Regions from separate parts of the Homo sapiens genome. Here region 2 is linked to region 1. The links are chromatin loops, found by intact Hi-C in ENCODE. Cell type or tissue: lower leg skin. All regions are shown on one strand. Links, peaks and the distances in the headings refer to the core of each region. The heading gives the core; the rest is flanking DNA. Region 1 has its middle 56 kb from the start of PAX7. Region 2 has its middle 9.8 kb from the start of IGSF21.

The links. A loop is a pair of places that touch in the nucleus more often than their neighbours do. Peaks named below come from ENCODE experiments on the same cell type or tissue, not always from the same donor. Only the 100,000 strongest peaks of a DNase experiment are listed, where the experiment ranks them.
Region 2: it touches region 1 in a loop (3-fold over the local background); 4 of 110 quality-filtered maps call a loop at or near these places.

Annotation. Positions count from the first base shown.
Region 1 is chr1:18,566,955-18,583,347 of GRCh38, forward strand. No RefSeq gene overlaps it. Among named protein-coding and RNA genes, the nearest start is that of PAX7, 56 kb to the right of the region's middle. RefSeq lists enhancers at 4,923-5,422, 8,198-8,776, 8,777-9,354. In lower leg skin, for the core only: no CTCF peak of the experiment used is centred there; a DNase peak (open chromatin) is centred at 8,809.
Region 2 is chr1:18,089,777-18,106,169 of GRCh38, forward strand. No RefSeq gene overlaps it. Among named protein-coding and RNA genes, the nearest start is that of IGSF21, 9.8 kb to the right of the region's middle. RefSeq lists enhancers at 919-1,213, 9,148-9,670. In lower leg skin, for the core only: CTCF peaks have their summits at 10,900 (motif pointing left) and 14,408; a DNase peak (open chromatin) is centred at 10,912.

The sequences.
Region 1 (16,393 bases), core at 5,237-13,236:
CCTGGTCTGTGAACTGGAGCCAGGTGGAAGGCACCATCTCCAGCCCATGGCTGCCCTTTGAATTAACCTTTAGACTGCACAGATGAATGGCTCCATCTATCTTTCACCCAACAGGCTCCAGAAGTCTGACAGAGGGAGCAAGCGTGGCCCAGAAAGGGCAGAGGTCCCGGTAAGAACAGGAAGGATGTCCCAGAGACAGGAGGCCTTGCCTGCCAGGACTTAGGGATCCATGAGGGGTGAAGGGAAAGCTGCATTGAGCAATTTCAGGGGTGGGCCAGGACCTTCATGGTCATGGCATCCCTGACTCCTCTCATTGACCATGCAAGGCCAGGACTGTCATGACCTATCCCACAGATGAGGAAGCAGAGACTTGCCCACAGTCACCCAGCCAGAAACGGCAGCTCTGGGCTTAGGATGTTTCGAACAGACCAGCCAGGTGACGCCACACCCTGGTGTGGAGCCACTCCATGACCCTTGCCTCTTTCTCCTGCTCCTGACCCTCCACCCTTTCCTCACACAAGGTCTTTGCACTTGGCGTTCATGCCTTCTGGAGCACTCTCCCAGCATCCTTCATACAGCTGGAGACATTCAAGAATCTGCAACAGTTGGGGGAAGGGGAGACAGAACTCAATCCCAAGGGGACACTGGGGGCTGGGTCTCCAGGGCCTCCCTGTGCCAGGCCAAGCATCTTGGACAATTGGGAGCTGGCAGAGGACTTTTACCCTCTGTGCTAATTCAGATACTCTTCATTACAGCCTTTAAAATTTCCTAAATTGAGGTATAAAATGCATCAAGGGTACTGAACTTAAGTGACCAGTTCAACTTCTGACATATCCACATCTGTGTCCTTTCCACCCATATCAAGGCAGAGATCATGTCCTGCACCCCAGAAGATCTCTTTGTGTTTCTTTCTAGTCAAAGCTACCTTCCTCTAAAGGTAACGCGATTCTGACTTCTCTCGCCATCCATTAGGAATGCCTCTTATTGACTTTCATCTGCATGAAACCACACAGCATGTGGCCTATGGCAGATGGCATTTTCCACAGCTGGCTTCAACAGTATCTCCCATTCCCCATACTCTTTTTGCAATGTGGTGTTGATACTCCTCCCATAGAGAACTGAGTTCTGTGTCCCCTCCCCTTTAATCTGTGTGGACATTTATCCCCTCATCTAATAGAGCATAGTGAGTGGAATGCTATGTGAGTTGAACAGGTGATAAAAAATGTCACATACTTCACCGTGCTCTCAGGGGACAGTTGCTCTTGGATCTGGCCACCATACTATAAGGAAGCTCAAGCAGCCTGTGGAGGGGCTGATATAAGAGAAATCCATTGCCCTGGCTGAGCCCCCAGCCCACAGCCAGAAACAGCCTGATAGCCATGGGAGTGATCCATCTTGGACGTGGGTTCTGCAGCCCCAGTTGAGCTCCCCACCAACGCCAATTGAGCAGAAACAGGCCATCCCACAACATCCTGCCTAAATTGCCTCTTTTGAGTGAAATAAATTATCATTTTGTTTTATGCCACTAACTCTGAGATGGTTCATAAAAAAGATTTTAAGCAGGAGAGTGATTTTGAGTAAGAGTTTTGCCCTTGTATATAATAAAAGACACAACATAAATTGGCTTGAGGGAAAAGAAAGGAAAGAAGAAGAAGGGAGGGAAGGAGGGAAAGAAAGAAGTAAAGAAAGAAGGATGGAAGGAGGAAGGAAGGAAGAAAGAAAGAAAGGAAAGAAGGAAGGAGGGAGGGAAGGAAGGGAGGAAAAGAAGGAGAGAAGGAGGGAAGGGAGGAAGGGAGCGAACGAGAGAGGGAGGGATGGAGAGAGGAGGGGATATATTGGTTCTCATAACTAAAAAGTTCAAAGAGGGTTTGTATTGGTTTCCTAGAACTGCTATAACAAACAACTATGGACTAGGGGCATAAAGAACAGATAGTTATTGTCTCACAGTTCTGGAGGGTAGCAGGCCAAGGTCAAGGTGTCAACAGGGTTGGTTCCCTCTGCGGGCTGTGAGAGAGGGATCTGTTCCAGGCCTCTCTCCTTGGCTTGTAGTCATCCATCATCTTTCTTCACGTCATCTTCCCCCTATGTATGTCTGTGCGTCCGAATGTCCCCCTTTTATAAGGACACATGTCATATTGAATTAGGGGCCCGCCCATTCCAATATGACCTCATCTTAACGAATTACATCTGCAAATGAGCCTATATCTAAATAAAGTCACATTCTGAGATTCTGGGGGTTAGGGCTTCAACATAAGAAGTTGGAGGGGGTAGGACACAATTTATCTCCTAACAAGGCTAATCCAGTCATGGCTAGGTCCAGCCATCGTCAATGTCACCAGCATCTCTACACCTCCCGAACTTTGCTTTCCTATTTGGGCTCATTCTCAGGCTCCATATGCTGACAAGATGTTCCAGGCCTGCATCCTCCCGGGCTCATGTGCCTGGGAGAAGAGCACTGCCTCTCTCAACAGCCATTTTGAACACACGGCTCTGGCCAGCTTGGGGCCGGTGCCTGCCAATGACGGGGACAGGGCAGGAGAGTGGGGATGGCTCCGTGCCAAGCTCTCCAAGCCTGCCACACTCTTGCAGGAATGGATCCACCATCCCCAGGTCACTTGTGTCACGTTCCCATTCCAAGAACAGCATGCTCAACACCCAGCCCTGAGATTAAAAGGAAAAATAATATTTAAAGGCACTTATTAAAGATACTCAGAAGGCCCTTCGAATGTCAAACAGCTGTGAGCAAACCCTAATTTGATGATCTACGTGTTAATGAATCCCAGACATGCAGATTAAATTCTCTTTAAATTGCACATGGTTTTAAAATGCATTTCTCTCTGGCATGTCTGGTTCAGAACAAGGTTAGTGAAACACCTGTGAGGCAGGTCCGCCGATCTGGGGATGGAGCAGGAGCTGGCGATGTCCCTGGCTCAGGCCTTGGGGAGCCTGTGAGCTATATAAAGAAAAAGACCCACTGAGAACCGCATCGGCAGCAATGTGGACTGGAGCATGCAGCTGAGGGCAGCTTGCTGCGCGTGGGTCTTTCACTTAGCAAATATTTACAGAGCTTCTACCAGGCGCAGGCCCTCTCCTGGGCATTGGGGATGCAGCAGTGAAGACGGAAGCCGCAGCCTTGCCCTTACCTCCAGGTGAAGGGGACAGACAATAATGAGAGAGGTAGATTGCTAATCAAGGGAATTCAGAGTAGAATAAGTGCTATTAAGAAAAGAAACAACGAGATGATGAGGAGCAGGTTGGCACCAGGAAGACTGGGGAAAGGAGGTGGTTCGAGAAAAGGGGTGAACCATCATGAGGCTGGGGGACGGCACAGGCAAGAGCACCGGCACCGACCAGGCCTGGCCTGGTCAAGGTGCCAAAGCCGGCCTAGAGGGAGTGGGGAGGTGGCATATGGCAGACACAGGGCAAGCCAAGGACTCCACGGCAGGTGATATGTGTCTTCTGAACAGCAACCCAGATGTACCTGAAAACGTAGTACATGGAGACCAAGGTGAGGAACAGAACAGGAGCCTTAACTCAGCCACGGCTGGGACATTAAACATACATGTTGGCTGGGTGCAGTGGCTCATGCCTGTAATCCCAGCACTTTGGGAGGCCAAGGTAGATGGATTGCTTGAGCTCAGGAGTTCGAGACCAGCCTGGGCAACATGAGAAAACCCCGTCTCTACCAAAAAATGCAAAACTTAGCTGGGCATGGTGGCACATGCCTGTAGTCCCAGCTACTGTGTAAGCTGAGGTGGGAGAATTGCTTGAGCCTGGGAGGTTGAGGCTGCAGTGAGCTGTGATTGTGCCACTGCACTCCAGTTGAGAAAGTGAGACCTTGTCTCAAAAAAAAATAAAATAAAAACACACGTAATATACCAGAATGAGGCATGGCCAGGTTACTGGGTGCTGGTCACAAGCTGGGGGCTGAGTCCACTCTGGAAAAAGTCCTCAAGTTGTATTTGGGGGACCTGTACACCTTTCTGTCTGTATGTTATTCTTCAATAAAATGTGTACCAAAACGATTACACAGTGTAATGTTTGAGATACTGGATATGCTAATTACCCTGATCTGTTCACTGTGCATTATAGGTATTGAAACATCACTTTGGACCCCATGAATATGGACCATTATTTTATTTCAACCATTAAAACATAAAATTAAAAAGACAAAAACTAAAAGAAAAAAACAAAAAAAGTATGTACATGAGAAATAGCAGCCTGCCTTTGGCAAGAACGTGGACCCACAAAAGGATAAATCTTAGACATTCAAATGGTTGTCTAGGAGGGATGGGAATCAGGGATGAGGAGGAGCAAATTTTCTAAAACTTCCTGGAGCCCCCAGACCCCGTAGCAAGTGACTTTGTGTGTAACTCACTCACTGGTTTTGCATTCTCAACAACCCCGTGATCCATTCAAATGGAGAGATAGGCACTGATTGGACCCCTGTTTAACAAATGCAGGGGCCGTGGTGGCACATGACTGCAGTCCCAGCTATTCAGGAGACCAAGAGGGAGGATCCCTTGAGTCCAGGAGTTCGAAACCAATCTGGGCAACATAGCGAGACACACCCTACAACACTGTCCCCATGTCATAAATAAATAAATAGCTGATGAGTTCTTTGTGCCACTGATAATGAATGAACGGGTGAGTGAATGCCGGCGAGAGGCCGCGGGTGCCTGGGAGTGGCTGTGAGGCACAGGTGGGGAGAAGCTGACAGACGCTTAAAGGTCAGTGCTGTGTGCTCTCTCATCCCTCCCCTTAAGCCCCGCAGACACCCCCAGCCCACCTCTGGTCACAGTGGGACCTGGCCCTCCTATCACTTCCACAACCTGCACCTGCTAGGGTGGCAAGATGACGGATGAGGGCTTCTGCGACCCCAGCCACTGGCATGAGGAAGGGAGCAAGAGGAAAACTCCCCCACCATCCCGTCCTCCATTTTTATTTCTCTCTGAACCTTGAAAGACAAGGGTTCCGGCAAATCGCTCCCGCTGGCTGATAGAGCCTGCAAGTGTCTTGCGTCGCCCATCCACATCCTTGAGTCAAGTCCTGCCCTGCTGCTCAGACTGACCACCCTTACTTCTGGCCCAGGTCTGGAGGGCAGATATCTCAAGACCGCAGAGACAGGGACTGAGCTGTTCATCCCACCTCGATGCCTCTGGCAGGACACAGTGGACAGGGATCAGCTCCTTGTTGGTTGCCAGGTCAGTGAGCCCAGCCACCTGCTGCCCACCTGCTCTGGGGACAGAGGAATCAGGAGCGTGTGTGGCTGAGGTCAGACTTGCTCACTCATTCATCACGCTCTGCTTCTTTCCTTCCTGCACACCTTGTAAGCCGTGGTTCTCTTACGTAGAAATTAGTCGACTTATTTTTTGTCTTCCCACTGCAGGTAAGCTCCATGAGGGCAGGGCCCAGGGCCTGCCCTGTCACAGTGGGTCCCCAGGTCACTCATCCCCACCTACCTCATGGCAGAAACTCAATCAATATTTGCTGAACAAGAGAGGGCCTCTGTGAAGGAGGCCAGGTTATTCCCATTTATAGGTGAGGGGACCAAAGCTCAAGGGAAGAGCATACGAACCCAGGACCTGGGAACTGCAAGCCTTGTATTATTCTCCATGCAGGCTGCCTCTTGGGAACCCTGCTTTAGAAGGGACAGTGCAGTCTAAACTGGTGCATGCAAATGAAATGCAAATGACAATGCAAATATCACTGGCTGGCTTACACAATGTCCTGGCCTCTGGGAGGATTCTCTGAGTGACACTGTCGGAAGCTCTGCTGCAAACTGGTCCCTCCAGGTGGCAGCTGGAGTGGGAATAGGAGAACACCCAGAAGAGACAGGGGGAGCAGTTACAACACTGGTCCTGACCCCAGCCACTCCATCATCTAAGGTCTTTGGAGGGGTGCTCACTGTCCAGTGGGCTCAGGCCCTACCCTCCCCATTCTGCAGAGAAACCAAGGCACACTGTTGAGGACTGGAATGGAATGGAGCTGAAACAAGGACCCCACCATGATGAGGAGGATCGGAGTTCTCAACCCCTGTACCCGGCTTTATGCATATAATCTCATTCAGTCCTGACACACCCTTTGCAAGAGGGATCTGCATGCTTCATTTTGCAGATGAGAAAACTGAGGCTCAGCAAGGTCAGCTAACTCGCCTAAGGCTACAGAGCTGGCAAGTGTGGCTGGCATCAATGCCCATTTAAACCTCTGCACAGTTCCGCCTCGCTCATCCCTGTATTTCCTCGTCCTCCTCACCCACACACACCCATGTTGTTCCAAGGATTGCCTCTCTGCTCCCGCTGTGCTCCAAGACCCCCCAGTCCTTCCAGCCTAGAGGAAGCCCTCCTCTTCCAGGGAGCCCTCCCTCATGTCTTCCTCTTTGGGAAGCCCTGCAGCAGGGAGAGACTGTGCCCGCAAATGTGTGGTTTCACTTCCTCTGTATTTCTTGCATGAGCCACCGGGCATGGTGGCTCATGTCTGTCACATCTCTCTATTTCTTCAGCCCCCACCCTAGTCAAGCCACCCTTATCTGTCCCCTGGGAGACCCCCACCACGTCTCCTCATTCCATCTCAGCCACACGGGCCTCCTTCCTCTGTTTCCAACACACCAAGCTATTGCTGCCTCAGGATGTTTGCACCAACCGTTCCCTCTACCTGAAGCCCAAAGCCTCTGGCCTTTGTTCAGCAGTGTCATAATTTGAGGTCTCAGCTCATAGTGCACCCCTAAGAGTAGCCGCCGCCCCAGTGGCTCCTTATCTCATCCCTCTGTTCACGTCTCCTGCAATCCACGATGATCTGTTTGTTTCTTTCTTTGTCTCCCTCCCTTAAGGTGTGAGCCTCAAGGGCAGGGACCTTGTCTCTTTAGTTTGCTGCATATTCCCCGCACAGAGGAGGCACTCAATAAATATTTGTTGAATAAATGAATAAATCAACTAGTCAATTGAACAATCAATCATGAAAGAGGGTTTTAATGTTTCGAAGAGGCTCTGGGTCCAGAGCCACCATGAACAGCCAGCACCAAAATCCCAGAGAGGTGACAGGGCCACTCTGGTCTCACTCAGTCAATCATATGGTCAGTCAACAAACTCTCACTGGGCTTGCTCATCCAGCAGGCACAAAGATGCAGCAAGAAATACGATGGGTGTCCACCCTGCCCCCTGAGCTCGGTGTCCAACAGAGATGTTGAATGGCAGCTGACAAAACCACTACTTCGACCCAGGTCCCACTTGGGCCAGGACTCTCCACCACCACTGCCCTGAGTCCAGCCTTGGCAAGACTCTGAGACCCGGGTCTAGGGAAGCCATTCATTGACTCAATTTCTGCTCACTGGGAAGCAGTAAAGTGATTAGCAGTGTGGACCTGGGTTCCAATCCTGTCTCTGCCACCTACTAAGAGCATGACTCTCTGCAATGTGTCTAGGCCTCTGGGCCTCAGTTTACCCATCTGCAAATGGGGACAGTAAAGGCATCTCCCCCATGGAGTTTCTCCAAGGAGAAGGGGTCAAGAAGGACCTACCGTGGTGCTGGGCACATATGTGAATGCTAGTCACCACTACTGAGCTGCCCGAAAGGAGCCAAACTGGGGCCCGGGGACACAGAGTGGATTCAGACACTACTGCAGAACACTCCCAGACCACAAGGCCATGTGACAAGTGTAACAGGACAGAGTTGTGGGGAGCCTCAGGGAGCCGCAGGGCCTGGAACCCACCCTGGCAGCCAGAACAAGTTCCCAAGCCTATTAAGCTGGGTCAAATCGCCCTGCCCACAATCCCATCTTGTTTTTGTTACTTAAAAAAAAAAAAAAAAAAAATTCTGGCCGTGTGCAGTGGTGCACACCTGTAACCTCAGTGCTTTGGAGGGCAGAGGCAGGAGGATTGCTTGAGGCCAAGAGTTGGAGACCAGACTGGGCAACACAGTGAGACCCTGTCTCTACCAAAAATTTTAAAAATTAGCTGAGCGTGGTGGCATATGCCTATAGTCCCAGCTACTCAGGAGGCTAAGGTGTGAGGATCACTTGAGTCCAGGAGTTGGAGGCTGCAGTGAGCCATGATTGTGCCACTGCACTCCAGCCTGGGCAACAGAGCAAGATCCGTCTCTTAAAAAAGAAAAAATTGAAAACCGAAGCCAGGATGAGGGTGTTGTTGGCTCAGTCCCTCCCTGCCCATGTCCCCTCATCGGTTCTGAGGCCTCACCAGGTGGGCAGCAGCTGAGACCTGGGATCTCCTCTAGGAGCTGGAGGGGTCTCCTGGGTAGAGGGAAGGAGAGAAGAGAGAAGCCTCTGCTTAAATCCAGGACCTCTCGTCCTACCAGGGGAGCACACAGGTTTTCGCAGCCCAGCTGGCTCAGGAGGGGCTCTGTCCTCCAGAGCAGGGCTACCCGGGCCCAGCAGGGGCTGTCAAGGGGGAACCTCATTTTAAGCCACGGAGCCCTTTCTGCTCATGAAAAGGAGCCTGCAGGTCCCACAGACAGAACAGAGGACTAGAAGTCGGGAGGCACCAGGCAGCCTTGCCTCCCCAGAAACTAACCAATCCACCAGCTCCCTGTGCAAATGGGGAAACTGAGCCCCAGGAGGCACGGGAGGGTGACTTACCCAAGGTCACACAGAGACAAGACTGGCACTCAAGTCCCCTCGCCCCCACGGACTCACTGCATAAGAGGGTAAAAACAGCACCAAGCTCTGGATGAAGGGGTTGGGAGTGAGTGACATCTGGCCAACCCGACCCCCAGCTCCGTCTTGCCTAGGGCAGCCCCCAGCCCAACCAGGGACCCAGCTCCTTGGGACGGATTCGCCCAGGCCTTGACTCTGCTGGCCCCCAGTGGCCATCTGTGTTGTTCTTCCAGCACCAGGTCCCTGACTGAGCTGACAGCTGGTCCAGGGGCTGAGCCCTGGAGTACGACAAAAATATGCAGGAATGAGGGAGCGGGAAGCCGAGGTGAGAGGCCACAGAAACAAGCTTGGCCTCCTCCCCTAACTCCTCCCCACAAACACAAACCTGAAAGAGACGCTGGGGAGAAAGTGGAAGCCAGTCAGTGTGGGGTCAGGAGCACACCTCTGGGGGTCTTTGGACTCAGACTGAGGCTCCAGTCCCGGCTATGGTGGACGGTAAAAGGCAAGAAATTATCCTCAGCTGTCCTCCCACACCAAGGTGCCGTCTATTTCCGCGCCTCCCCCCCCACCCCCGAATCTGGCCTACCCTTGGTTTTGTTTGACAAGTAGAATGCAGCAGGAGTGGTGCTGTGTGAGTTTTAAGGCTGGGCCTTAGGAGACCTGCCTCAAGCCCAGGTGTGGTGGCTCACGCCTGTAATCCCAGCACTTTGGGAGGCCAAGACAGGCGGATCACCTGAACCCAGGAGTTTGAGACCCGCCTGGGCAACATAGTGAGACTCTATCTCTATAAAAAAATTTTTAAAAAAATAGCTGGGTATGGTGGTGCACACCTGTAGTCCCAGCTACTCAGGAGGCTGAGGTGGGAGGATCACTTGAGCCCAGGAAGTTGAGGCTGCAAGTGAGCTGTGAATGCCCTGCTGTGCTCCAGCCTGGGTGACAGAGCAAGCCCCTATCTCACAAAAAAGAAAAAGATCCACATAATAAGCACACAGTAAACAAACAGGTCATTTTCACCAGGTCATCACTGTCACCACCACTGCCATCATCATCAACACTCTCATCGCCACCATCACCACCATAATCATCATCACCATCATCACCAACATTATGCTTTGTGACCACAGAAAACTAGCTGAGCCTCTCTGGGCCCAGGAAAGTGGTGCCTTCCAAAGCGGGCAGGACCCTCAGCAGTGGAGATGAAATGTAGAAAGCTCTCTTCGCTCTCTCTTCAGCCCTCCCTTCAGCCCTCCCCCACAAGGACCAGCACAGACGAGTGAGTTTCCACCCCGTCTTCACTTCTGGGCAAAACTCCCTGAACATGTGGAAGACAGAGTCAGCTTTTTAGCATCTGGGGCTTCCTTCCCCCACATTTGAGCTCACCAGAGCCCACCGGCCTCAGAAAGTTGTCCCTGATCCATTGCCCCCACTTGTCTTTCTGAGAAGGCCTGGACAAGGACAAAGACACATTTGAACAGCCCACATTCTCCAATTATTGGTCTTTCACAAAAATCTCCTGAACCCCCACCCCCTGGGGCCATACACTGTGCTGGTTCCCGCACCTACACAAACAAGATGAGAACAACCTTTGGAATCAGACAGGCCTAGACCCAGGCAGACCCCTTTAATTCCTAGGCACATAAAGGTGGACAAGTCATTTAGCCTTTCTGTGCTCCGAATAACAGATAGATGACTGAACACAGGAAGCCCTTCCAAAGCTCCTCCAAGACCTTCTCTGCACGCTCATCCCAGGGTACCAGTATCCAGGGCAGAGTCTGGTATGGACTGAACAGTGGGGCTGCTCTTAGGCCTTCATGGACGCAGGTGTCCTGCCCTCCAGCTCCATGGCGAGTGGGCTGAGCATGATGTTCTCACCCACAGAGGGGACTCCCCCATTCTCTGGACCTTGCTTTTCTCTCTGTTCCCAGCTCTGAACCACTTCCAGCCTCTGGAGAAGGGTTGAGCTGTCAGTCAACAGCCCTTGGGATATGGGCCTGGCTAGGGCCTCTGCCGTGGCCTGGCTTTTCTTTATCACTGATGGCTTTGCCAGATGGTCACCTGCACAGGCCATTTGAAATACACAGGAACCTTTCATCATGGACAACTTGAGGCCAGGAGTTTGAGACCAGCCTGGCCAACATGGTGAAACCCCGTCTCTACTAAAAATACAAAAATCAGTAGGGCATGCTGCCACAGGCCTGTCATCCCAGCTACTCAGGAGGTGGGAGAATCACTTGAGCCTGGGAGGCAGAGGCTGCAGTGAGCTCAGATCATGCCACTGCAGTCCGGGCTGGGAGACAGAGTGAGACTCCATCAAAACAAAAACAAAAACAGAACCTCTCAGGATTTGTAATGACAGCTGCTACCACATCTCAAATGCCTAGATGTCCCAGGCAGAACTCTGGGACCTTTCCATATGTGCCGTCAGCAAACATTTATTGAGCACCTACTATATGCCAGGTGTTTTTCTGGGCACTTGGGAGATAGTAGTGACAAACACAAAGCTCCATGACTGTGCAGAGCTGATTTTTCTCTCAGGGAAAGAAAGAAAATTAAATCATAATAAATAAGTAAATTATGTAATAGGTGGTAAGGGCAATAGAAAAAGACAAACTGCATGGGGAAAAGGGATTGATCCTGCTGAGAGAATCTCAGTTTTCATCAGGTGCTCAGAGTGGACCCCACTGAGAGATGATTTTGAGCAAAGACCTAAAGGAGGTAAGGGGATGAGCCAAGCAGGCATGTGAGGAAGGTTTAGCCTGTGGAAAGACCCTGGGGCAGGAAGAGGCTGTCCCGTTCCAGAACAGCGAGAAGGCCAGAGGGGCTGGAACAAAGTGGAAGTAGCAGGAGACGAGGCCCAGAAAAACTCTGGCTTTACTCTGGGGCTTGCTGCAGAGTGCTGAGCAGAGGGACAACAGGATCTGACTCATATTTTTCAATGCTCTCTCTGAAGCTGGCACAGTGGCTCACGCCTGTAATCCCAGCACTGTGGGAGGCCGAGGTGGGCAAATTGCTAGAGCTCAGGAGTTCAAGACCAACCTGGACAACATAGCGAGACCCTGTCTTTACAAAAAAAATACAAAATTAGCCAGGTGTAGTGGTGTGCACCTGTGGTCCCAGCTACTCAGGAGGGTGAGGTGGGAGGATCACCTGAGCTCAGGGAGGTCAATCAGCCATGATCACATCACTTTACTCTAGCCTGGGCCGCAGAGTGAGACCCTATCTCCAAAAAAAAATTTAAAAAGCCCGGGCGCGGTGGCTCATGCCTGTAATCCCAGCACTTTGGGAGGCTGAGGCAGGCGGATCACAAAGTCAGGAGATCGCGACCATCCTAGTTAACACGGTGAAACCCCGTCTCTACTAAAAATACAAAAAAATTAGCCGGGCGTGGTGGTGGGCGCCTGTAGCCCCAGCTACTCAGGAGGCTGAAGCAGGAGGCATGAACCTGGGAGGTGGAGCTTGCAGTGAGCAGAGATCATGCCACTGCACTCCAGCCTGGGTGACAGAGCGAGACTCCATCTCAAAAAAAAAAAAAATTTTAAATAACTTCCTCTGGCTGCTGCGTGGAGACTTGTAGGGGGCAGGGATGGGAGCAGTGAGGAGGCTGCCTAGAGTCCAGGTGTGAGAGGATGATAACTCAGAGCAGGGTGGCCCAGTGGAGGCGGGTAGAAGAGATCAGAGCCAGGATGTATTCTGAAGGTAGGGCCCTGTATTAGTCCGTTCTCAGGCTGCTATGAAGGACTGCCCGAGACTGGGTAATTTATAAAGGAAAGAAGTTTAATTAACTCACAGTTCCGCAGGGCTGGGGAGGCCTCAGAAAACTTACAATCATGGCAGAAGAAGAAGCAAACACATCCTTCCTTACATGGCAACAGGAAGGAGAAGTGCTGAGTAAAGGGGGAAAGGCCCTTTATAAAACCATCAGATCTCGTGAGAACTCACTCACTACCACGAGAACGGCATGGGGTAACCGCCCCCATGATTCATTTACCTCCTACCAGGCCCCTCCCATGACAAGTGAGGATTATGGGAACTACAATTCAAGATGAGATTTGGGTGGGGACACAGCCAAACCATATCAGGCACCAACCAGGACTCCCTGATGGACTGGATGTGACTTTATTTCAGCTTCCTGGCCCCTCCGAGAGGTGGGCATGATTATTCCCATTGTATTTTATTTTATTTTATTTTTATTTTTATTTTTATTTTTATTTTTTCTGAGACAGGGTCTCACTCTGTTGCCCAGGCTGGAGTGCAGTGGTGCAGTATCAGCTCACTGAAACCTCCACCTCCTGGGCTCAAGTGATCCTCCCACCTCAGCCTCCCGAGTAGCTGGGGCTACAGGCACATGCCACCACACCTGGCTAAGTTTTGTAATTTTTGTAGAGTTGGGGTTTTTCCATGTTGCCCAGGCTGGTCTCAAACTCCTGGGTTCAAGCAATCTGCTCACCTCAGCCTCCCAAAGTGTTGGGATTACAGGTGTGAGCCACCACACCCAGCCTATTCCCATTTTAGAGTTGAGTCAACTGAGGCTGAGAACTTGTCTTTCTCCTCCCACTGGCTCAGGGGCATGGCAGCCAGGCAGAGCTCTGCCATGAGTAGCACCGCTGGCTTCCAAAAGCCGCCAGAGACAAGCCTGGGGCCTCAGGCAGGGGCAGTCAGGGGCCAACACCTGCCTGCCCAGCACCCCATAAAACCAGCTGGAGCATGAATTGATGGTCCATTAACAGCCTGGAGCTCAGAGCAGCCGTGTCCTCAGCAGTTTATAAACTCATAAAACGCCATGGTCATGGCCACACATCCCTGCCTCCTTTAGCCGACGATGAATGGGCTTTCCTGGGGGAAGAGGTACTGGGCTGCTGGGGTGTCCCTGAGCTCGGGCATAACAGGACTCCTGTGCCCCTCCCCATCTCCTCACTAGGAGTCTGCCCAGGACCAGGCACCCACTTCCCATGGCTGCCTCATGGCTCTGTCCCCACTGTCCTCACTCTTTAAGGAAGCCCCCTGGGGCAGGGGGTATAGTAAAGGATGAAGGAAGTTTATATCTGATGGGAATGTACTGTGTGCCTGACACAACCTTTAGTCATCACAGCATCCCCACAAGGTCAGTGGCACGGCCCCCATCTTAAAAGTGGACAAACTAAAGCCCACGGGACTGGAAGGACTCACTCAAGGTCACCTGGCTGGTAAGATCAGAGCCCCGGGAGTCTGGCTCCTGAGTTGATCCCCTAAACCCCCACCCTCTGAGGCCACGTGAGTGCCCCAGCCCTCAGTGTGTGGTTCCTGGTTTGCACAGATGGATAAATGGCATCACGTGGGCACCAATAGGTGTGTGCCAATGTGTGCCATCCAGATGGGATCCTGCCCTGATCCCTGGCATGACTCTGGCACGTGTATCCTGGGGACACACTGCCATCTGGACAGAACCCAGAGGCACCACCTGTGCTCCCTCCACCATCTCTCCTTCACCATTCATTCGACAAAATTCACTGCGTATCCTGACGTTAGGGAATGCTCTCTGCATCAGGCTCGGTTCCAAGCTCGTATCAATTCACCTGACCCACCCACCGTTTGATGAGATGTGTATTCTTTTTCCTGATGTGCAAGTGAGGGATGTGAGGCACAGAAAAGTTAAGCAACTTGCCCAAGGTCACACAGCTGTTTAATGGCAGAACCAGGCTTTGAACTCACGTGTATCCAACCAGAACCCACTACACCTTCTGGCTTGGTCTAGCTGGCTTTCCCCTGAGGGTCCCCACTCACTGCAGGGCAGGGGGTCTCTGTGTCCAGGCTCCATCTTTCAGCCCCTGTGGAAGAGCGACCAGGCATATCTGCTGTGGCTGGAGAAGAGGCTGGGCAGGTGCCCACCTCCACTCCCAAGCTCTGGTAAGGCTTCTGTTCCTGCTCCTGGGCCACCTCCAGCGAAGCAGTGTAGCTCCCTCTCCTCAAGAGCTCACCCCAAGGTCCCTGGAGGGATGTCCTGAGGGGCGCAGGCATCCAGGGTACCGGAAGGCGCGATCCGGCCCACACCTGCGTCTGGTGGGACGCTGGCGCCACCTCGCGTCCTTCCGCAGCCCTGCAGCCCTCCGCCCAAGAGCTCTTTGGACAGGGCTGGGCCTTGCACCCCAAAAACCTCAGGCCCTCCCGTGCCATCTTCATTTTGTTGTCACGACAGCACACAAAACCACCTGAACTATTATTATTATTATTATTATTATTATTATTATTATTATTATTTTGAGACAAAGTCTCACCCTGTCACCCAGGCTGGAGTGCAGTGGCGCGATCTTGTCTCACTGTAACCTCCACCCCCTGGATTCAAGCGATTCTCTGCCTCACCCTCCCGAGTAGCTGGGATTACAGGCTCATGTCACCACGCCTGGCTAATTTTAGTGTTTTTAGTAGAGATGGGGGTTTCACCATGTTGGTCAGGCTGGTCTCAAACTTCTGACCTCAAGTTATCTGCCTGCCTCGGACTCCCAAACTGCTGGGATTACAGGCACGAGCCACCACACCTGGCCTGAACTATTATTTACTCGGTATATTTTTCTTTAAATCAACTCACTTGTTTTAGCTAGCCTCATCCTGGGCAATAATGTCTGCAAAATCCCAAGTATGATGTGCTGGTCGCATTTTGTCCTGCTACCAATAAACACTAAGTATATACCTTCAAAAATTGTATTCATGTGCCACGTAAAATCGCTTCTCCACTACACTTTAGGCAACAAGCTCATTCATGAGTGTGTTCCCTCTTCCTTGGGTGAGTTTACAGAGGCTGAGAGCCTTCTTTATGGAAAGAGAGAGGCAGACGCCACCCCTGTCCTCACCCAACTTGCAGCCCAGTAGTGGTGCCAGATATTAATCAAAGAATCACAAAAATAAATATACAATGATGACTCATCAATGCTATTGAATTATAAAGCTGATTTCCTATTAGGAAGTAAAGACCACTGGATGAGCCCACGATAAGGGGACTTGACCTGGATGGGGAAGTCAGGGAGGGCTTCCTGAAGGAGGTGGTGCTTGAGCTGAGAGCTGAAGGAAGAGCAAAACATTAACTAGGTGAAGAGGGAAGGAAAGTGTTCTGGGCTGAAGAACCAGCATTTCCGAGAACCCCAGGGCAGAAGGGAGCCCTTCCCATGAGTTCCTGGCCTTCGAACTTGGCTTCCTGCCTGTGGCCAGTGTGGGCATTCTGCCTGTGTGGCCTCCTTCCTTTGCCTTCCTTGCCTCAGCTCCAGCCTAACCCACCCACCCATATCCCCAGCACGACCAGGTTCTTTGGGTCTATTTCCTTTTTACTCTTGTAACTTTGCGGTTTTGCCATCAAGAACCCCATTTTTATATCAAGAAAATCGAATTTGGGGGATTTCCAGTTATTTTTCCAAAGTCACACAGCTTGGCAGAGCCAGGATTTGCACCCAGGCCCGGTGGCTGTGCTCTCCTGCTACATTCAGCCATCTCTCAGCAGAGTCCCAACTCTCATCTCCATGGACTTAGAACCGGGAGATCTGGGAGCACAGCCTGTCTTAGCACTAGCTTGCTGGGCAACTTTGGGCAGGTCACTGCACCTCTCTGAATCTTGGTCTCCTCGTCTGTAAAATAAGAATGCTGCACAATAATGGTATTAATAGCTAACATGTATTGCTCCTCATATCCACGCTTTAAAGTAGACACTGGAGTTATCCCCACTTTACAGATGTGGAAACAAGCTCTGAGAGGTTTAGCAATTTGTCCAAAGCCACAATGCTGGTAAGTAGCAAAGCAGCCTGGAACTATCTCCAATGTGCTT
Region 2 (16,393 bases), core at 7,794-15,793, 470 kb before region 1:
GGTAGGGGTAGGGTCCAGGGTTTGGCCCAAGGAGTAAATGTGAGTCTCTATCAGGGAACAGTGCAAAAGGTCAGGCTTCAAGGAGGAAATGCAGTAAAAGACTGGGAAGCCCAGCTCAAGACAGGATGAGGTAAGACCGTCCAGGAAAGTCCTTTGGTTGGATTTTGCCAGAGGGTGTGGGGATGCATTGGCTAACTTAAAAATGGGTACAAACTTGAGACAGCCATCTTCTCAACTAAACAGCAATGCTCTCAATGTGGGGAGTGTGCTTCCTCCATCAGATCAGGCCTTCTCCTGGGAAGGGGTTGTGCCTCCCTTGTCAGTGTAGTGTTTGACAGCACAGGCTCTGCAGACAACTGCTTCTGTTTGAATCCTTTCTCTGCCACTTCTTGGCTGTGTGGCCTTGTGGAAGTTACACGGCCCGTTTGAGCCTCAGTTTCCATGTCTATCAAATGGGGATATTGGTGGTTCCTATATCATAAAATATATGTATGCAAAGCCCACATTAGGTGATTTTTAAAATTTTTCTTTATTTATCTTTTATGAAATGGGGTCCCACTATGTTGCCCAGGCTGGAGTGCAGTGTAGGGCACTACAGCTGCAAACTCCTGGGTTCAAGAGAGCCTTCCACCTCAGGCTCTTGAGTAGCTGGAACTACATGCAGCACCCTCCCCCATACCCAGCTTATATTAAGTGTTTAATAACTATTCACTTGTGTACTAGTCATCAACTACTGCATAACACATACCCCAAAATGTAGTCGCATAAAACAACATTGCTAAAGAATTGAGGGTCAGGAATCCAGGTGTGGCTTAGCTGGGTCCTCTGGTCAGGGGTGTCCTGCAGTCTGATCAAGGTATCAGCCCAGGCTGTGCTTATGTCAGGGCTCGACTGAGAACAGATCTGCTGCCAAGCTCCCTCCACCCACGGTTGGCAAGATCAATTCCCCCACGTGTTGCTGGGCCTTAGCCTGGGAAGCCGTTGTCTTCCCTCCTTTCCTTGCCACCTGGGCCTCTGCATAGGGAAGCGCACAACATGGCAGCTTGCGTTATCAGAGCCAGCGGGGGAGGGGCCTGGAGAGAGTGCAGGCAGGACAAAGCCACAGTCTTTTGTAACCTAATCCTAGAAGGGACCTCCCATCACTTTCCCCATTCTATTCATTAGAAGGGAGTCAGTCTGTCCAGCAGAGGGGATTGCAAAGACCTGTGAATACCAGGAAGCCTCATCAGGGCCACGTTGGAAGTTGCCATTCACACCTAGACTGGAGGCTGCCTGTGAGAAGGGATGGGGAGAAGGGGCTTTGTCTTTTCCTTCACGGCTCTGTCTCTAGCACCTAGAAAAATGCCTGGCACGACACAGGAGCTCCACAAATGTTTGTCCAGTGTATCAGAATGAGGGTACCTGGGGCAGGGGCTGGATAAAGAGGAGCTTCGTCTCCCCTCTATCCCCCTCTGGGCACCCAGACAGAATATTGCAGCCCTGAGCCCAGAATAATCCCCCTGGGGAGAGCCTTCCCCACTCAGAAAAGCCTCTGGTTGCATTGCAGTGTTTTGCTACTGACCTCCCCCTCTGAGGGAAGGCAAATTTCATCCAGAAGGAGATGTGTGAAAATTGGATTTGCTGCCAGGGTCAAACTTTGCTGTGTTTTATCCTGGCTGTCACCTGCCTTTGAAACACAGAATATTTCTCCAAATGATGCCTCTCACTCGTGGCCCCTCCTTTCTGGAATCAGAGCCCATGAACTTCTACCAGCTTCCTCTGGGCCATCTCTCTGGCTGCTGCCCAGCTCAGGCCACGTTCATCTCTCTCCTTGTCCCTTGCTGTGGTCCCTTGACTGGTGTCCTCATCCCCACCCAGCCCCCCTCCTTCCCATTTTTCAAGCAGCCAGAGAGGCCTTTCAAAAACACAAATTGGAGCACGTAATTCTTCTCCTTAAAGCCTTCTCCTAGCTTCCTGTTGTTCTGGAATAAAATCCCAACTCCCACCCTGCAGGCTTTGGCCCTGCCACCTCTCCCAGCTCATCTCCTAAAAAACATCCCAGGCCCTCCCTTGCCGCAGGCATGGTCCGCCAGTTCCTGAAACATGGAAGCTCTTCCTCCCTCCAAGACTTGGCTCTGTTCTGTCTGCCTGGGCTCTTCCCCTGGCTCTTTGCAGTGCTGGCTCCTTATCCTTCTTATCTAGCTTAGTTGTCACCTCTTCAGAGAAGCGTTCCCTGACTGCACTATGCTCCCATTATTACCATTCTCATCATCTTGTTTACCTATTTCCTGGTCCAGATTACAACTTGTAATCATTTTGGTTTAATTAATTCTATGAGGATGGAGGTGCCTAATAGGTCACAGCTATATCCCTTAGGCTCAGCACATGGTAGGACAAATGAATTTCCCCTTTCCTGCAGGATTTCAGTAGCCTCCCCGCTGCCTGCCTTGCCCATGACTCACCTCCTCCAACACACTCAGGACATAGCTGCCAGGGAAAACATAGCCCTGAACGTGTCCCTCCCACCCTGGAAGCCCTCAGTGGCTTCCCATTACTCAGTAGCATCAGGGACGCTTGGGCTCAGCTTCCAGACTGGACCCAGCCAACCATTTCTTAACATTCCCTTCCATCCACCCCATGCTCTGGTCAAACTGGAATATTTGCTGCATTCCTGAGCACTCCTTGCTCTTTTCTATCTCAGGGCTTTGGCAGGGATGTTTTCCCTCCACCTGGAAAGCCTTTCTCTCCTCTGCAAGACAAAAAAATGCATCCTCATCTCAATTCATCTCCTCCTCCAGGAAGTCTCCCTGACTGCCTCTTTGGTGAAGAGGGAAGAACTTGGAAGTTGGTGTCAGTCCTGGGTCCATATCTCTGCTCTACCATTTGCAGAGCAAATGAGTATATGACTCCCTGTGTCTGAATCTGTTCAGTAGGAACAATTCTGACTCTCAGAGTCGTTGAATGAAACACCTTATAAGAAAGCCTCTGGCCCCGAGGAGATGTCAAGCAGACGTGAGGCCCTTTCCAGGTTTAGTGGTAACCTGTGATACTCCTTCATACTTCATCTTCTTCTAATGCACTTGGGGTGAACCCATTCTCCTCTGTCCCCACTGCCCCTTCTGGGCAGGACCACACCTTCTCCCTCTCCCTTCCCTTACCCTGCCTGCCAAGATATTTACTTTATGCCAAGTAGGGTCTAGGGAGAGTCTGCTGAATGTCCTCGACCTTTCCTCTTCTCTGGATATTCTTCCTTTACAGAGAAAAGCAACTCAGTACAATTTTATGCTAATTCATGCATTCATTCACTGAGCTTCTATCATATGAACAAGAGCCCGGTGGAATTTTCATTTTAGGATGTTGGAACTGCCATGATTCATTTGGTCAACAAACATCTGTCTACCACTGTCTACCATGGTTGTGTGTGCTCAGTTACCCCAGTAATGTCTCCAGCTCCCTGGTGGCAGTCATTAGCTGTTGCTCAGGGCACTTGAGTCCCTCTTTCCTACAGCTCAATCTGTCCTTAAGGGCCATTCTCCAAGGTTTCTAGACATTGTTCTTCCCCACTGGGTAACTGTGGCTCTGCTCCGTGTCTATAGTGAGGCCTGCCAGATGCAGGACCCCTGCAGGCAGAGAGCTGTGAAATCCTCCCTGATCCGCTGCAGCCAGTGAGGGGAATCTGGAATTCTTTGCCTCCCAGGCTCCTGTGTGCATTTCAGCCTCTCTGACCAGGCTCAGAGGCAGCTTCAGAGGCAGCCAGGGGTGCAGGGCAGGTCTCTCTCCTTAAAGAGGAGCAGTTGTCTGATCCAGCAATTTCATTTCTGGGTATATATTTCAAAACAAAGCAGGATTTCAAAGGGATATTTGTACCCCCATGTGTGTAGAGCAGGATTATACACAAAAACCAAAAAATCCAAGAGTCCATCCGCTGAGGAGTGGATAAGCAAAATGTAGAGTAGCCATACAATGGAATATTATTCAGCCTTCAAAAAGAAGGAAAGTCTGACGCATGTGACAACATGGATGAAGAGTCCATCTGCTGAGGAGTGGATAAGCAAAATGTAGTCTATCCATACAGTGGAATATTATTCAGCCTTCAAAAAGAAGGAAAGTCTGATGCATGTGACAACATGGATGAAACTTGAGGACATTATGCAAAGTGAATAAGGCAGGCACCTAAAGACAAATACTGTGTCACACTAGTTACATGAGGTATCTAAAACAGGAAGGGGAGAGATGGTTGCCAGGGGTTGGGGGAGAGGGGAAATGGGGAGTTGTTTAATCTGCATGGAGTTTCCGTTTTGCAAGATAATAGGGTTCTGGAGAGCTGTTTCCCAACAATGGAAATCTGCTTAACACTACTGAGCTGTCCTCTTAAACATTGTTAAGACAGTGAATTTTATGGTTTGTGTATTTTACCACAATTAAACATTTAAGGGAAAAAGAGAGAGAGGAAGAGAGAAGGCCTTCTGGGTAAGAACACCTGAGCAGGTAGGAATGGCCCTGGGGGATCTGACCTTGGCCTCTGAGCCCTACCTCCTCCCTAACTGCCTTCAGCTTTCACTTCTTCTCCCGCCAGACTCAGCAACCCTCCCTTGTTTGTCAGTGGCCTGACTATGGACACACCTTTCCTCTTACAACCACTGATCACAGCTGACTTCAGCTGCTACTTCCAGCTTTCCTAAAAAAAGAAATAAAATAGAAAGGAAATAAACATAGAACAACCAAGCTGGAATACCATGTTTCCGCCATCCAACAACAGCCAAACTGTTTCTGTGTATTCTGAGCCCTGCTCCATCCCAGAGGGGCTGCCCTCTGATGGCCTCATTTAATTCTTCATTTAGAAACAAAGATGGTTTTCGTATATGGAAGCTATACCTAGTTGGTATGGAGTTCTCTTACGTCCCCACTGCTGGGGCTGAAGACCACCACCAGCCTCACAGGCTCTTCCTCTGCCTTTGCCATTGTATTAGTCTGTTCTCATGCTGTTGATGAAGACTAGGTAATTTATAAAGAAAAAGACCCAAGACTGGGTAATTTATAAAGAAAAAGAGGTCTAATGGACTCACAGTTCCATGTGGCTGGGGAGGCCTTACAATCGTGGTGGAAGGCGAAAGGCATCTCTTATGTGGCAGCAGGCAAAGAGAGAGCGTGTGCAGGGAAACTCTCCTTTATAAAACCATCAGATCTCATGAGACTTATTCACTATCATGAAAACAACATGGAAAAGACCTGTTCCCATGATTCAATTACCTCCCACTGGGTCCCTCTCATGACACGTGGAAACTGTGGGAGCTACAATTCAAGATGAGACCTGAGTGGGGACACAGTCAACTCCTATCAACCATGTTATTTGGGGTTCTCACTTCTGGCAGGCTGATGTCAGCAAGCCCCAGGCAATCTCCTTGTCCAATCCAGCCTGGTCACTGGGCCCTTCAACTTGGCACCTGCTCTTATGGGCTGCACCTCCACTGGACCTTCAAGATACAGCTGGGGCCTCCTGACCCAGGGCCTGGGGGCTGGGACAGCCCTTTGGGGATAGAAAGGCAGCCAGTTCTGAGCCCTGGGGCTCTGGGTCATGCAGCTGGCCTCCTGGGGTGACTCAACCTTGCAGAAAGATCTCTTCTTGATCTTCCACAGCCTGGGGTGTGGGTTCAAGAGCTGAGAGGCCAGAGCTCAGCATCCTCTAACCCCTGTCCTTGGCCATCAGAGACCTGTAATTGCCCTAAAATCCATCTTTTTCCCAGGCACATACTCACCAAAGCCCTTGGTTCCTCTCTCTCTCTCTCTCTCTCTCTCTCTGACTCTGGGGACCTGGCAGATGGAAACCATCCTCTATCTGTTCCAACCCAACAACCTAATCCTGATGAAAGCTGGACCTGGGTTGCTGGGATGCAGCTTTCAGAGGGGGCATTGGCCTAATGAGCTTTCTTCCAGACCATGTGTTTGCTCTTCAGCCAGCGTCACTGTGGGGCTGCTCTGGGGGACTCAGCACAGTACGGCACATCCTCTGACTGGAGCACACAGACCATCCCTTGTGGAAAGCAGGCACCTGAGACAGCAACTCTATAGGCCAGCTAGAGAAGTGTCACCCTCACCTGCCGTCAAACCTGGGCTGGACCACTCCATAGCCTTGTGGCCTGGCACTAATTCCTTACCCTTTCTGAACTTCAGTTTTCCTCATCAGTAAACAGTAATAACATGCCTTGCACTGCCTTACTGTCATGTTCAAATGTGATTATCTATGTAAAGCACCCAGCCCTGGAGCTGGAGGTCAATGAATGCTATTTCCTGTCCTCCTTTCTAAGACAGGTGAGGAAACCTGCAATGCCTGGAGCAGCCATTGTTTGCATTACTAGATGCGGCCTTGTACTGTCTCTCACCTGCTCCAAATGAATGACTGGGGAGGAATAATGATAGGCCTTTTCCAGTTGTATATTACTGTTCTCAGAGTAATATACAAATTCTTCGTCATATTTCTTCCTTAAGGAAAAAAAACCTGGGAGGCTTCCAGGGAAGGCACATTTAACTCCACTTTGTAGATAGAGATACGAAGGCCCAGCGAGGGCAAGGACCTCATCCAAGGTCACAGAGCCAGGAAGTGGCTGAGTTAAGGTGGGAACCCAGATCAGGGTGCTTTTGTTTGCTTTTGTTTTGTTTTTAAGCTTTGTTATGGAAAGTTTGCCAAGGCCTCACCCTGTTCTCAGGAGTGTATCAGGGTAGACATCATTCTCAGGAGATGGGGCCAGGGATGCTGCCAGGCCAGGAGAGGCACCTTCGTACCCAGCAGAGCCCATGCCCTGGATGAACTAATTACCATGCTCCCTCACACTCATACTGAGCCTTCCTTCCAGAGAGACCCTAAAGTTCTTCTGAGCTGCTCGTACATATTTATATGCCTGCGTGCACGATAAAAGTAAAACCACTTCACCCACCGCTGAAATGCAGCCACTCGGGGTGTGAAATACGGGGCTTATGGAACAGAGGCAAGGAGCGGCTCTCAAGGAGAGGCGTGTGTCCCTCCTGACATTGCAAGGGGGCAGCTGGAGGGAGGTGGAATTTAATTATCTTGGCGAGTAAGTGCTGGACGTGGAAGTAGGAGCCAGGAAGACTGTGGGTCCCTGGGCACCGGGGACTCCCTTGGCCTCCCTGGGATGGAGAGCTGGTCCTGCCAGGGAGGACGGTACCAGCTAAAGGAGTGCACGGGCCCCTCAGCATCCATCTCTTTACAGACCCCTGAACCCCACTCCCTGGGAGCTGCCTGCAGGTATGTGGGCTCCAGCCTTCTGCCCTCCAAAACCCAATGTGCCACCAAACACCATTTCTTCCTTTAAAGGAAGGTCCCAGGAGGCGTTCGTGAGTTAAGACCTCTTGGAGTGAGGACCAGCAACTTTGCTCCTGTCCGGTCAAGGCTGTAGCTAAGAAAGGTGCCATTCTCAGAAGAAGCTGAGCTTCTTTTCTGGCCATGGCAACCTTTCAATGGTTCCTTGACTTTGTTCTGATTTCTGGTGCTGAGCCTTGCTGTACATTTAGACTTCTGCTCCTGCCTGTCCTCTTTTCCCTCCCTCCCTTCTTCCTTCCTTCCTTTCCTCCTTGTTTCCTTCCTTCCTCCCTTCCTTTCTTCCTTCCTCCCTCCTTCTCTCCCTCTTTCTTTCCTTCCTTTCTTCCTTCCTTCTTCCCTCCCTCCCTCCTTTCTTTCTTTCTTTCTTTCTTTCCTTTCTTTCTCTCTCTCTCTTTCTTTCTCTCTTTCTTTCTTCCCTTCCTTCCTTCTTTCCTTCTTTCCCTTTCTCTCTTCCTCCCCAGTCCCTATCTCCCTCCTTTCTCCCTCCCTTTCTCTCTCCCTCCCTTTCTCCCTCCCTCCCTCCCTCTCTCTCTCTCTCTTTCTCTCTTTCTTTCTTTCTTTCTTTCTTTCTTTCTTTCTTTCTTTCTTTCTTTCTTTCTTTCTTTCTTCTTTCCTCTCTCCCTCTTTCCCTTCTCCTTTCTTCTTCCCTGATATATTTTGGATATTTGTCACTTCCAAATCTCTTGTTGGAATTGATCTTCAGTGTTGGAAGTGGGGCCTAATAGGAGGTGTTTGGTGCCCTCCCTGAAGTAGTGAGTGAGGTCTACCTCTTGAGGTTACTGTGAGATCTGATTGTTAAGAAGAGCCTGACACCTCCTCCTCTTTCTCTTGCTCCCTCTCTTGCCATGTGGCACTCCTGCTCCCCCTCTACCTTCCACCAGGAGTAAGAGCTTCCTGAAGCCTCACCAGAAGCTGAGCATATGCTGGTGCCATGCTTGTACAGCCCCCAAAACCATGAGCCAAATAAACCTCTTTCTTTATCAATTACCAGTCTCAGGTATTCCTTTATAGAAACACAAAATGGACTAATACACCCACCCTGTACTTTGCCCATCTGACCACTATAGTCTTAATCCCCTGGTGCAAGCACAGAGGCTGAAAAGGCCAAGAGAAGGCATCCAATGTAGGCTTCCTGAACTATGACAAAGAAAGCTGAGCTCTGGAGCAGGAGCAGAAATTAGCCAGCTTAAAGGATGTGTGTGGGGTGCATGGGACAGGGTAGGGGAGATGGGAGAGGGAGGGGAGCTTGGATGGCTATCTCAGCAGAGGGGGCAGCATGTAGAAAGGTCTGCAATCAAGAGAGAGAGCTTCGTGAACTCTGAGAACTGAACATGTGAACAAAGCTGCAGAAGTGAACCCAGGATAGAGCTGAAGACCCTTGTAAACCATTCCAGGAATGCTGGCTTTAGTGTACAGGCCCTGAGGAGCCAGTGAAGGATTTTAAGGGGGCTAACCTGATCAGCTTGTAACCCTGGGTATACCCAGGTAACCTGGATGTGGATAGTTGAGGGTGGTGCTTTGTACAGAAAATGAGGTCCAAGGAATTGAGCAGATGTCAGTTCTGGGGAGGCTCAACTGTCCTTCCTTTATGTGGAGGCCTGAGTGAGGTGAGGTCTGGGGACACAGCAGGAGGGAAGGAGCCTGAGAGAGGCATCTGGGAAGCAGAAAGTAAGTGGATCAGGCAGTGGGTACAGCTCTGCTGGCAACGAGATCTGGTGAGCAGAGACAGGCTGTCTGCCCTGAGATGTTGGCACTCAGGTGGTCTTGATTCTGTACCAACACTTGCCAACTGTGTGCTCCTCAGGGCACAAACCATGTCCTTTTGCTTCTGTGTCCCTTGTACCCAGCTCAGTGCCTGGTCCAGAGAAGCCCAATAAACATGTGTGTTATTCGAACCCTCAGCAGTAGCAGTGATCCACTAGAACCACTTGTTTAGGGACCCTGGTGTAATGCTGTTAGGGATTGGGCTGAGCCTATGCCTCTCAGCTGCCATGCCCCCAGTGCCTAGGCACCTTCCTTTGAAGTCATTAAAAGCATGAACAATGCCTCTATGTTCCCAGTGCTAGCAGTCCATTAGCACTCTTTTCAGGAAAAGATAGCTTTGAAAGGTAAGTGATTTTCCCTATGTGCCTCCCAATAGCCTTTCATTCCAGGGAAACATTCCAGTCTGATTCATCAATTGCCTCCTTGTAGGATCATCCTCTTGCCAGGGTCAATGGAGAGCAGGACAGGAGGCTGAGCATGGGTGGAAGTCAACACAAGGAAGTCAGGGAGGGGAGATAGTGTTAGGTGACCGGCAGGGGTATGGGATTGCTTCGTCTTCAATCAGTAGTACAGAGAGAAAGGAGGAAGAAAAAGAGCACCTTGGTGGAGATGTCAGGGCTCCAAGGATGACGAAGCATCTTCTGGGGCTGAGAAGGAACTGGTCGGTACAGAAGGATCTAATGTCGAGAGTCACCAAATCTCAAACTGGCATGTGCATCTCACTCATTTGTTCAATGCAGTTTTCATTGTTCCTGCACTGTCCTTCATCAGCCCTGTGTGGTTTACAATAATCCTGCTTAACCTCACAGCCTCCTCCCCCTACACCACCTAGTTCCAGCCTTCCTGGACCACCTGCTCTCTCCTGGAAGGCAATCTCTGCTGCATGCTTTTGTAAGGCATTGCACATGCAGCTCTGCCCCCAAAGCTTTTCTTTCCCTGGCTAACTTGGGCATCCTTCAGAGCTTTAGGTCTCACCTCCTCCAGAAAGCCAGTCTCCCAAGTCCTAGCTCAGTGCCAGGTGCAGAGTAATCGCTTCCATAGTGGCACAGGAAGGAAGAGATGAAGAGAAGGAAAGCGGAGGTGGATTTGTGCCCAGACAAGCCATAGGTTTTCAGGGGCCTCGGAAAGCCAGCCCAGCCTTTGCCTCTTACAAATGAAAACTGTGAAGCCCAGAGAAATGAAATCACTTCCCTATCTTATAAATCAAATGGGGATTTTCTACAATGTTTCAGGGCCTAGAAACTCAAGAGGGAAAATAGGCTGAGGAAATTGTCAGGCTTCGCCGGATGGCGTTTGTAATTAATCAGAGGCCTTTTGTAACAAATACCTCTTCATTCCCAACTGAGTGACGAGCCTGGTTAGCCGGACCTTCCTTCTTTGCTCCGGGTTCCTCCAGAACCACGTGACCCAGGCCAGAGAGGGGAGGTGTGGAAGATAATAAGGAACAAAGTGAAATGGGCCCAGACTTCCCAAAGCATGGACTATTACCTGGGGAGGCAAGACACATGCGTGAACCGACCGAAGAGAGCATTGCTGCGTTATGCAGGAGGGACAAAATGCCCCTCCAAGAGTGCAGGGAGCCGACAGTCTTGCTTTGGGTCTCATCTATAGTATTATGGACCCATCCTACAATTGTGGCTAATTAAGGAGCTTAAGGATTTGTGTTTTGTAATAGCCTGCCTCACTGCAAATATAATAAAGCCTAAAGAACTCGTAAAACAGGAAGCTGATTCGGTTTTACGGAATATAGATAGGCCCTTGAACTTGAAAGGTTGTAAAAACGGAACAAATCATGTATTCGATGGCGCCACCTGTTGTCAATGTGTGATATTGCAGCTTGTCCAGGAAAGGAGGAAAGAGGCCGCTCCAAGGGTGACCTCAGAAGATCCCAGCCCCGTCTTGACAATCGTGGAGACAAGAGTCCAGAGCCAGGAATGGACTGACTAATGCTGGAAAATGCCACAGAGGAAAAACAAATCACAGGTTCTGTTCCCATTGGCTTTTTTCTTTGATTTGGAGTCATGGCCAACATCTGAGTCCCTTGAGATCTTGACCCTGGGAGTCTTTATCCACCTCTCTCCACTTAAGAATGCAGGAAGCTAAGGACAAAAAGAAGGAGCCACAGTGTGGGATAATTACAGCATCGTATGGCTGCCTTGGCTTTCAGTAAGAGTTGTTACAGCTAATGTTTATTGGGTGCTTATGTCATTTGAAGCATTGTCTTAATAAATCAACACAGCTTGATGAGGTTGGTACTCTTAGACCCAGTCCCATTTTACAGATGAGGAAATGGAAACACAGGAACGTTAAATAATTTGCACAAGTTCTTACAGAAGTTCCTCCTTTCTTTCCTTCCTTCCTCCCTCCCTCCCTCCTTCTTCTCCCTCCCCTCCCTCCCCTCCCTTCCTCTTTCCTCCCTTCCTTCCTTCCTTTCTTCCTTCCCTTCTTCGCAACTCCCTCCCTACCTACCCCCTTCCCTCTTTCCTTCCTTCCTTTCTTCCTTTCTTCCTTCCTTCCTCCCTTCCAACCGTCATTTTTTTTTTGAGTGCTGAAGCTGGGATTTGAGCCTAGGCAGGCCAACTCTGGAGCCCATGCATTAAGCCGGTACACTTGACTACATCTGTTGGCACGTTCTAACTATGACTAATATCTGTTGGTCCATGTGTCTCACACTTAGCAAGTGCAGCGATACAGGAAAAAGTAAAAATCTTGCTGATGCTTTCTAACCTCGGTTCATCTATCCATGCCTCCATCCATGCCCTTATCCACCCAACAATCCTTTCTCTAATCCTTCTGTCAACCCACCCACCCACCTACCATTACTCATCTGCCCACTCACCCATCCATCCATCCATTCATCCAATGATTCCCATATCCATCCATACAATCATTCTCACATCCATCCACCCATCCATTCATCCACCCACCCAGTAATTCTCATAACCAACTTCCTTCCTTGCATTTATCCAACAGTCACTTTCTTAAGCACCTACCACCTGCCAGACACAGTCAATAAAGAGATGAATCAGCTGTGTTCCCTACCCTTATGTTGGTCACATTCCCACAGATCCATAAAACAATGTTATAGGTGCTGGCCTGTGATCGGAAAGGTGAGTTACGCCTGACTCTGAGGGAGGCGAAAGAAAGGCTTCCCAACAGATGTGACTATCAACCTTGGCCTTAATGTATGAATGGGAATTGTTGGTTGGAGAAGGGGAGATGGCTATCAGACAGGAAGAACAGCACCAGCAAAGGCAGAGACGCAACAAAACCCCTAGTGTTGGAGGGACATAGAATGATCCAGAGCATGAGGTGAGTGAGAGCAGGGGAAGGAGGGACAAAACCAGAGGGGGCTTAGGATGCAGCCAAAGGGGCATACTAAAGAGCTTGGACCTTCAACAATAGGGAGTGCTGTGAAAACAGAGAGCAGAGGAGTTGAGGTACAGACATGGTGAGAACCGTGCAGGAGAAAGGTCTCTCCAACGGCAGCAGGGTGGATGAACTGGGGAGGCTGGGTCTGGAAGCAGGGACTAGTTAGAAGAGATCATCTGGGTTCAAATGCCAGCTTCACCTCTTATTGACTCTATGCCCTTAGGCCAGGGCTTGCATTTCTAAGTGTCTCATTATTCTTGTTTATTCCATGGTCTAAACACAGAAATGACCTACAAGATTCTGGAAAGAATTCAATGAATAGTACAAGCAAAGTATAGCACTTGGCACATAGTAAGCTCTCAATAAATGGCATCAATTGGCAGTAGTTGTTGTTATTATTATTACTATTTCTACTGCTATGATATCGAGGAAGAGATCAGGAGGCTTGTTCAGGGCCAGAGCGGCATTTTCCACCCTGTGATTCCCAGAGCTCTTGCTCACACGATGTTAATAGATATTAATGGAAAGAGGGTTCTGAGGCCAAACAAGTGTGGACTTCAACAAAATAAAACTGGAAAATGAACATAGACAAGCCAAACACAAAAAACTGCAGGACTTCTCATAACCTTTCATAGGCTCACGTGAACTATAAACTTCTAAGTGGAGAACAGCTGAGTTTGTAGCACTTCTTGAATATATTTAGCCATGAAACTCTCTTGCAAGAAATGTTTATTACAAACCTGCAAAACAAATGGTCAGTGAGACCCAGTTTGGGGAGCAATGGTCCTCCTGGGTCCATCCCTTTTCTCTGGTCCCATAATGCTGAGGCCCCTTCCCCAGCCCACAGCTCGAGATTCCCACGCACACCTGCTGACATCTTCTACCGGGAAGATGTGATGGAACTTGAGAGTCCAGGTGGGGCTGAGGTTCATTAAGGATGGAGCATTGGACTTAATTCCAAGTGGCTGACTCCATATCAATTTGGGTCACTGGTGTTAAGATGTCACTTTCGGTTGCATTTAATTTAAACAAACAATAAAAAGCTCTGTCCTGACTGCGATGGAGGCTGGTGGAGGTTTAATTCCCAGCACAGAGAGGCAGAATGCAGGATAGGAAAGCCGGAGGACTGCAGGAGTGGGTTGATGAGAGAGGGAGAGAGGAGGATAGAGAGGGAGAGAAATGTGGACCCCTGGGGCAGGGCCTGCCTGGGGAAGTCCACGCTAGATCCCTGTCCCCAGAATCCAGTATCCTCTACCCTGGCCACCTTGGGTAATTATTTTCATTTCTCTGAGACTCAGTTTCCTTATCTGTAAACCAGACATAAATGAAATTGCCACAGAGGACTTACAGGAGGATTAAATGAGATAAGAGAGGTGGAACGCACTGGATTCATGAGTTTTTATATACAAATACTGGCTTCCAAGATGTGTGTCTGTGTATATGTGTGTGGACACGTGTGTGTGTTCCTGTGTGTGTGGACATGTGTGTGTGTTCCTGTATGTGTGTGCGGACACGTGTGCGTGTGTTCCTGTATGTGAGCGTTCCTGTATGTGTGTGTGGACATCTGTGTGTGTTCCTGTATGTGTGTGTGGACACGTGTGTGTGTGTTCCTATATATGTGTGTGGACACGTGTTGTGTGTTCCTGTATGTGTGTGGACACGTGTTGTATGTTCCTGTATGTGTGTGTGGACACGTGTGTGTGCGTGCCTGTGTGTGAGGACACGTGTCTGTGTGTGTGTGCCTGGGTGTGTGTGTGTGCGCCCCTGTGTGTGTGTGTGTGGGCATTTGTGTGTGTGTTCCTGTATGTGCATGTGGACATGTGTGTGTGTACACATGTGTGTGCCTGTGTGTGTGGACATTTGTGTGTGTGTGCCTGTGTGTGGGCATTTGTGGGCATGTGTGTGTGCCTGTGTGTATGTGTGTATGCTTGTGTGTGCCTGTGTTTGTGTGTGTACACTTCTGCTTGTGCCTGTGTTGGTGTGTGGACACTTATGTGTGTGGCTGTATGTGTGTACACTTGTGTGTGTCTGTGTACACTTGTGTGTGTGTGTGTACACTTGTATGTGTGTGCCTGTGTGTATGTGTGGTGTACTGTGTCTAGGTAAGGTGTTTGGGAACTCTGGTTCTTGAGCTCTTCCTAGGTTGGAATCTGGTCCTATTCATAGCTGTATTGTACTGAGAAAGTTGCTTAACTTCTCTGTGCCTCAGCTTTCCCAACTGTAAGACAGGACTAATGATGGGACCCACCTCATACATTATTGTGTGGTGTCAATGAATTTATATACATTAAATACTTTCACAGCACCCGGCACAAAGAGGCACTTTCATAAGTGCTTCAGACTCTTATTATTGAACCTCACTGGGTGTCCTGCTGCAAACCAGCAGAGCCCATTCCCTTGGGAGCCAGGTTGGGGTAGGCAGTCATGTGCTGCGTCCCTCCCCTTTCCTGGCAGGGAGGGTGGGGACTAGAGGTCACAGAGGGGCCCTTTGACCTCTGGGGCTATTCCCTGGGGTCCGCGGAGTAGAAGTTTGCTTTGTGCTGTAGTGCACTCTGTTGGGAGAGCCTAACTCAGCACCATGAACAGAGGGAGGCTGGGGGCAAACAGCCACACCTCCGCCAAGGACTCCAGCTCAGCCAGTGTCCGAGGAAGAGGCCTGTCCTGCCGTGACTCATGGGTCTGAGTGCCAGGACTGCAAAGTGGAGGCCCTGCCGATCCATTAGGAGACAGGAGCCAAGGGATGTTAAGCAAATTAAAAGCCCCAGGGCTGTCCCGCGTGACCTTTTCCTTTGGCTAAGGCACCCCACCCTGTGCCCTCTGCTAACTGTGCTTCTCAGTGCTCCAGAGATGTCTTTCTCTGGGACAAAGGAAAGGCTTTAAAGCTATATCTTATGAAACAGGAGCTGGAGGAGTGGGCTTCCCTGGAGGGGCCTGTGAAGGCAGCCGTATTAACCACTATGGTTACCATATGGCCATAGACATGCACATCACAGCCAGGCCCCTTTGGGCAAAACCAAACTGCGCACCTGAGCAGACACCTCCTCTCTGATGGGCCCAGTCAGAATATGTGATCCTGGCGCTCCAAGGAGGTTCACTGCCACAGGACGCCTACCAAGTGCCAGACTTGTGCAAGGAGCTGAGGAACAGAGTGGATAAGACTGAATGACCTACCCTCATTCATTCATTCATTCATTCATTCATTCACGCATTCATCCAACTGGTATTTATTGAGGATCCACTATGTGTCAGGCACTGGCTAGGCATAATAATAATTATAATACAGGGTGATGTTAAAGAGAATTGAGGTGATTCAGAAGTCTTGGGGCTGAAGGAGATCTCCAACACACCAGCCCCAATCCTTGGTCCTAGGAAGCAACCCTCCCTTGGCTGTTAGGCCTGCTTTCCTCCTCACTAGCATATCCTCAGATGCCATTCTCTAGCTCCTTCTGCTGGCTCTCTTTTCTAGCTGGTGTGAACCATGGCTGGGAAGAAACATCACTAAGGGGCCCTGGAATCCCACCTGCTCCCTGGCCCTCATCTCCAAGGGCTGGGCTGCAGGGAGCGCAGCCAGGAAGCCCCACCAATTCAGGGTTCACCTGAGGAACTGATGCTGTCCACCTGCCTAGCTGCACGCCGATTTGCAGCTGGGGCCAGAGAGTAGGAATGCCCACACAGCGATGCTTGGCATTTCCCTGCACAACTCAGACCAGCACAAGGAACCGCATGAACCTGATGCTGTTCCCCAGCCAGGGAGCCCCTTCCACAGAGGATTTAGAACCTGGGATGGACTTTTGGGTTTGTTGACTTTTTCTTGGGTCAGAGTGGGGAGGGAGGGCCAGGGAGGAGGCAGTAAGGGACTGTGCCCTGCAGCCTGAGAAGAAGGTGAGGGGGAGAGGTGACCTCAAGCTGACCCTCAGCAGCCTGGAGAAGGGGAGACCT